2 separate regions of the Homo sapiens genome follow, and region 1 is linked to region 2. The links are chromatin contacts, found by POLR2A ChIA-PET in ENCODE. All regions are on one chromosome and are shown on one strand. The core of a region is the stretch at or near the end of the contact, and the rest is flanking DNA. Distances in the headings are between cores, read along the strand shown. Region 1 holds the start of PLCXD3 (phosphatidylinositol specific phospholipase C X domain containing 3). Region 2 holds the start of CARD6 (caspase recruitment domain family member 6).

Region 1 (2,845 bases), core at 55-2,554, 670 kb before region 2:
AGGTAGGCTCTAGGTTTTTTCTTATTTTTTAATGCTATTTGGGATTAAATGGATTTACTAACCTTGAATAATTATTCTCATGTTTCATGGCTCTCTTTGTCTCCTATGTTGATTGTCATTTCCGCAATCTAATAGCATTTCCCATAGAAAAATAAAAATTTACACAACCCTGGCATGAAAGAACAGAGGTCTGTTTATTGCATTTCCATTTCCTGGGTTGCAAAAGCCCAGCACACTTTCAGTTCATCTCTTATAATTCCTATTCAGGCCACTGCTGCTCTCATTACATTTGTAAAACTTCATCTCTCTCCTTTTACTCATCTGAGAGCAGGTGGACCCAGACAGTTCTTTGGAGGCCCAGTGAGTGATTTCTCTTGAGAGAGGCACATCTTTCCAGTCTGCAAAGGAATGAAAATGCAGACAGTCACATAGATCACTTTGAATGGTGCCAAATACATTCCACCAAATGCTACTGGCAATAATTAGAGCATGTCACTGGGAGATGTGGCGATTTTCTTCCAGCATAAGGCTCCAGTCTTACCCTGAGTGCCATGAAACTGACAGGACAGAGGCAGTGTTCTCCATGGAAATAATGTAGACTTCTCATGATCTGAGAAAAGAAGGGGGAGTAGCATTTCTTGACTTTGAAATGTCTGGAGCAAGGTACCCAGGATTAAGTAGGAACCACCTAGAATTTACCATGCCCTTCACTGACTCATACTTACCAGCTATTTCACAAAGTAGGCAAAAGAGTGAATAAAGATAATCATTTTTTAATAAACAGGGTTGTGGTCTCTGGCTGAGGAAAGGTATAACCTGTTGTAGATTACAAAAAGGAAAGCTCTTTGATAAGGACGGAAAGCCCTGAAACCCAGCATGAGAAGTCTGTTCCTCAGGAGGCAATAACATCCCAAAGTCTGCTAGGATTTTAGGTTCAAGTGCAAGACTGTCTTTCATACAAACAGGACGAGAAAGTCACAGCAAAGGATCGAGCAAGCCATGGGCAAAGCAGTTGGAAAAAAATGAATAGAAAAGAAAAATAAGAAACCAGGGAAAGCTGCAGAATGGCGAGGAAAGGCAGAGACGCCTAGGAAGGATAAGACGGGAGGAGGGGGTTGGGGAGGGAGGGGAGAGCGGAGAGAGCTGAGCACGGACGTCAGGAACAAAAGCTCCAGCGGAGTCTGGCGGAGGCACTAAGGGAGCACGGGGTGTTTTGAATAATTATTAAAATTAGCATGTGTCTGCGCCATCCTGTGGGTGTGGCGCAGAGAGGAGTGTAAACTCTAGCGGGGCTAGAGCAAACATTGGATTAGCGGCAGCAGCCTGCCAGCCTGCCCGAGGAGTGCTGGGACCAGCGCGCTGCACGCCGACTGGCACGATGGCCTCGTCTCAGGGGAAAAACGAGCTGAAATTAGCCGACTGGATGGCAACTCTGCCGGAGAGCATGCACAGCATCCCCCTCACCAATTTAGCCATTCCAGGTAGGCGCGCAGGGGCTGCGGGCTAGGCGCTCGGCGCCCGCTCCACCTGCCCCGCCCTGCTTTATCTGCCACTAAGTGGTAACTTGCCACGATGCCCGCGGGAGGGAAACTCGTCTTCCAGGGTGGGTCTCAGGCCAGGCGAGCGCGTGCCGGGTAGCCTTGGGCTTCCTGGCGTTTTCCAAACCCCTAAGGACCGAGGCGCTAGAGTCAAGGTGACTGCTTTTCTCCTGGGCTTTTGAAGCAGGTTGTATGCGGAGGACTGGGGCAGAGGAGAAGCTGGGCTCCAGGATGGTGCCTCGTGACCCCCTCCTATGGTTTCTCCTGCAGATTTGGGGAAGTGGGAGAAATCTCTGGGTCTGCGGGGTGACCGTGTGTGAAGAACGCGAGCTAGTGTCAGGGGCTCGCCTTCGGTGCAAGGACCTGAGTCTATCCCTGGCATGGAATTGGGCGGATTTGATAGATTCTCGGCTACAGTCATTAATATTCGTCCCCAATCTCCTTTAAAAAGACAAAGCGCTTCCCGAAGAGTGATGAAAGTTCAGGGACCAGAGGCGGCGTGATAGCTGCCCTTGAAAAGGAGCCCAAGGGGGCGACGGGCAGAGGGCACCATTTCGTATCGGTTTGGACCCCGGGGGACCTGGCCGAGTGGCCGCTGTCTCGAGTCTGGTCCAAGTGCGTGTTGGCAACACACTTCGCCCAGGTCAAAAAAGCAAACCCTTGCGGACCGTATGTTTACTGCTCGGGACAGAAGCTGGGCAGGGGAACCTGCGTGACCTGAGCGGAGGGGTGGGATTAATAGGCAAATAGTACGGAAAAGGTGACTGAGAATGTGTCCAGACAGTCTAGAAGGAAAGAAGCGTGGACAAAGCGAGGAAGAGACCTGAGGGATCAAGAAGCTTCAGCTTGATGTGTGCGACTTGGACCAGAGACTGGGCAGGTTTCTAGGGTGGCAGCTCCTAACAACCCCCTAGATCAGGTATCCAGGAGTGAGGGTCGTTTCAGGACAGTTTACAACAATGACAGCTGGGACACGGCCATACTTTATTGTCAATTTGGCTATGCAGTTGGGCTGGGGGAGCACACACTTGATCTTTTCAGAGCTGGGCTGGAGGGCAAATTACTCATGAACAGTTCACTTCTGGCCCTGAGCTGAGCTGGGCTATTAAACTCAACGTTATGGTCTACCTCCTCTTGATCTGCCCCATCCAGCGCCCCCTCTCAGCTGTTGGAGGAAAACATAATAAAGAAAAAAACAACAAAAACAAAAACAAAAGAAGGGTTATTTTGAAAATCACTAGATGCTCCAACCAAGAGTGCTGCCATTGATCAGTCCCTCAAATCAATGGTTGTTAGTCAAGTGGATG
Region 2 (3,016 bases), core at 109-2,608:
TAACACCTCCTATATAACTTGCATGTCAACATGTCAACTTTCAGAACTTTCTTTTTTCCACTAAAAAAAAAAATCAGATCACACCACTGTCTTGCTTAAAGTTTGAGTCCTTCCTAGCAACCTTACAGGGTAAGTGAATAAAACGAAAAATTTGAATCATATGAACAGTGTTTACTTGTGGACTTACTGTGACTCACAACAGACTCACGTCTCTTGGGGTCATTGCTAATGAAATCTGATCACAAATAATTTCTAATCAGTAAGCAAATGGCTCTATTTGGAATAGTGTGCTTTAGAAATAATAAAAGAAAAATTTCTAAGCATATAAATCTTGTCCTAAATTAGGTATCACTAACATTCACCTTTTTATCTGAGCCTCTACCTCTCTAACATCCCTTAAAATAATTTTGAATTTTTTTTTAGATTCCTAGAAAAAGAGCTAGACCTAGTCCTAGTAGTAATTTACAGAATTGCTAAATAACTGGAAGAATTGCTTTTTCATGGACTACTAGTTATCTTTGAACCATTTAAGAATTAGCACTGGAATTGCTCCAGAAAACAGCTGCTGCTGGCATTCTTATCACCAAAAAAATGAAACTACTGATTTGCCATCTATGTGTTAAAAATTATTTTCCTTGTATTTTCAAAACGGCTATACTAAGTGAAAGATACAGCTTGTGGTCTTGGCACTGTAAATATCCACGAATTCATCTACTTGAAAAACAAACCCTGGATTGTGTTATTATTAAAGTATTTTCCTTCCAACTGTGAGATTTTAGCATGTTACTGCCAGAATAATGAGCAGTTTGTTAGCACTAAAACAACTTCAAGTTTTGAGTACAGTCTGAAAAACAAATTATCGATTCAGTAGACCAATAAGATGTTAAATTTCAGAAACTTTTTAAATTCCAGTTTTTCCCTATTTCATATTTCAATGAAAATTATCTCCAGAAAAAGACTAACAAAAATAAAAGGCAACAATTTTCTTTCATTTTGTTTTCTTTTTCAGAAAGTCTGCCCCCTTCCTCTCACCCCAAAAAGTATACAAAGTCAACTTACCATGCCTTAAGCCGCAAATGGCAGCTGACTGTGGAAAAGTACTAAATAAACACTTGAGAAAATGCTGACAGGTCGCCTCTCCCTTTTTCTGTACCAAAATTAACAGCTTCCGACTTTTCTTCAGGAGATCTGTAACATTCTCCAGAGTCTCATACTCTTCCTCAGAAATCAGCCTCCGAGAAGTTAACGTGTCTAAGATAGAATCAGGATCATGTTGAAGGATTTCAAGCAACTTTTTTCTTTCTCTTTCTATGATCTCTGAGGGAGTACTCTCGGTAGCCATTGTTCCTGTTTCCTCTAAACCAGGAAATATATTATGAAATCATCCTAATGAATAAGTAAAAGTTAAAAAAAGAATGACAAAGAACAATTCTATTTGGCTAAGCTTTAACATGTCAATGATGCCTAGTGTTGGAGAGTGCAGATACAAGCACAGTGGGGCAACCCAGCTCGGAGCACTCTCTGATCCGGGGTCCTTGTGGATTATTTATCTGCTCTTTTGAAGTCTTGATAAATTCTCACCATGACTCAGACCCAGGGTCACCTCCTCCAAGAAGTCGCTCTTGAACTTCAGGTTGGACTAGGTATTCCCTGCTCAGAGAACTATACTATGATGCCAAGAATGTAAATTATTAATTGATATTTGGTGGGCAATATGGCAATATACAGCAATAAATAAATAAAGTTGAAGACAGACAAAAATAAAACTTCATATCCTTCAACCCAGCAATTCCAGTTCTAGGAAATTATCTTAAGGAAATAATTGAGCAAATGCCCGAAGATGTATGTACAAGAATCTGCATTACAACATTGTTTACAACAGTACAAAATTGAAAATAACCAAAGTTGGGGTTTAGGGAATAAATATTGACATGTCGACAGTGAAACACCAAAGAACTGTTAAAAAGGATAAAGTACATCTCTACATATTGACAAGTAATGATATCCATGATATATTGCTATGGAAACAGCAAGTTATAGATCTCATTTTTGTTTTAAAAAACTTAATGTGTATATAGTATATGTATATAATATGTATATGCAGATATGCATTATATTTTAAAGAAGACAAGAGATATCCCAAATTTTAACACTGGTTATCTCTGAGAATATGACTACAGGGAGATTTATACTTCCACTTTAAACATTACTATTTAATATTTTACATTTTTGGTTTTTTATTATTATTTATTTTAAGAAAATTACCTGGTTGGTCTTTATTTACTCCTTCATAGTTCACAAGAACCTGAAAGCGATCTGCATAACTAGCAACAGGATACTGGATGAATAAACTGTGATATTTCTTATAACATAATATTACATGGCATTCAAAAAGAATGAACTTCAGTGACCCACAATATAGAGAAATCATAACAATAGTAAGGAAAAACTGTAAATCCCAAAAGATTATATACAGTATGACAACCTTTTTAAAAGTTGAAAATAAACACACCCTTACATTTAAGAGTATACATGAAGTCATTAAAATTATACAAAACAAAAAGCAAAGAATGATAAATATGAAATTCAGAATGATGGTTACCTCGCATATGGGGAGCTTGGGGATGGGATGGGATTGGGGAGGAGATCATGGATGTCCTACAATGTAGGAGTTGGGCCTATCAGGGCTACTATATTGTTAAAGGTAAATAGCTAATATGTAAATAAAAGCAGAACATGCATGAACCAATGCTATTAGGAACCAAGGATAATGAGTAATACAATTCTGGTATCTCCAAGGTTAAAAAAGAATTTTAAAATCCTGGCTGGGCGAGGTGGCTCATGCCTGTAATCCCAGCACTTTGGGAGTCTGAGGAAGATCACTTGAGACCAGGAGTTTGAGGCCAACCTGAGCAACATAGCAAGACCCTGTCTCTACAAAAAATTTAAAAATTATCTGGTCGTGATGGTGCGCATCTGTAGTCCCAGCTGCTTGGGACAGGAGGCTGAGGCAGGA

Evidence for each region. ChIA-PET counts read pairs that join two places held with the same protein, here RNA polymerase II (POLR2A).
Region 1: POLR2A ChIA-PET joins it to region 2 with 12 read pairs in PC-9. The contact joins the promoter of PLCXD3 here to the promoter of CARD6 in region 2. POLR2A ChIA-PET finds 5 or more read pairs at or near these places in 2 of 52 experiments (PC-9 and WTC11).

The regions. Positions count from the first base shown.
Region 1 is chr5:41,509,060-41,511,904 of GRCh38, reverse strand. PLCXD3 (phosphatidylinositol specific phospholipase C X domain containing 3) reads left to right here and starts at 1,304. Exons shown (of 3, transcript NM_001005473.3): 1 at 1,304-1,481. The coding sequence starts at 1,379. RefSeq lists an enhancer at 950-1,778.
Region 2 is chr5:40,839,709-40,842,724 of GRCh38, reverse strand. It overlaps CARD6 (caspase recruitment domain family member 6), which reads right to left and starts at 1,358. Exons shown (of 3, transcript NM_032587.4): 1 at 1,060-1,358. The coding sequence starts at 1,342.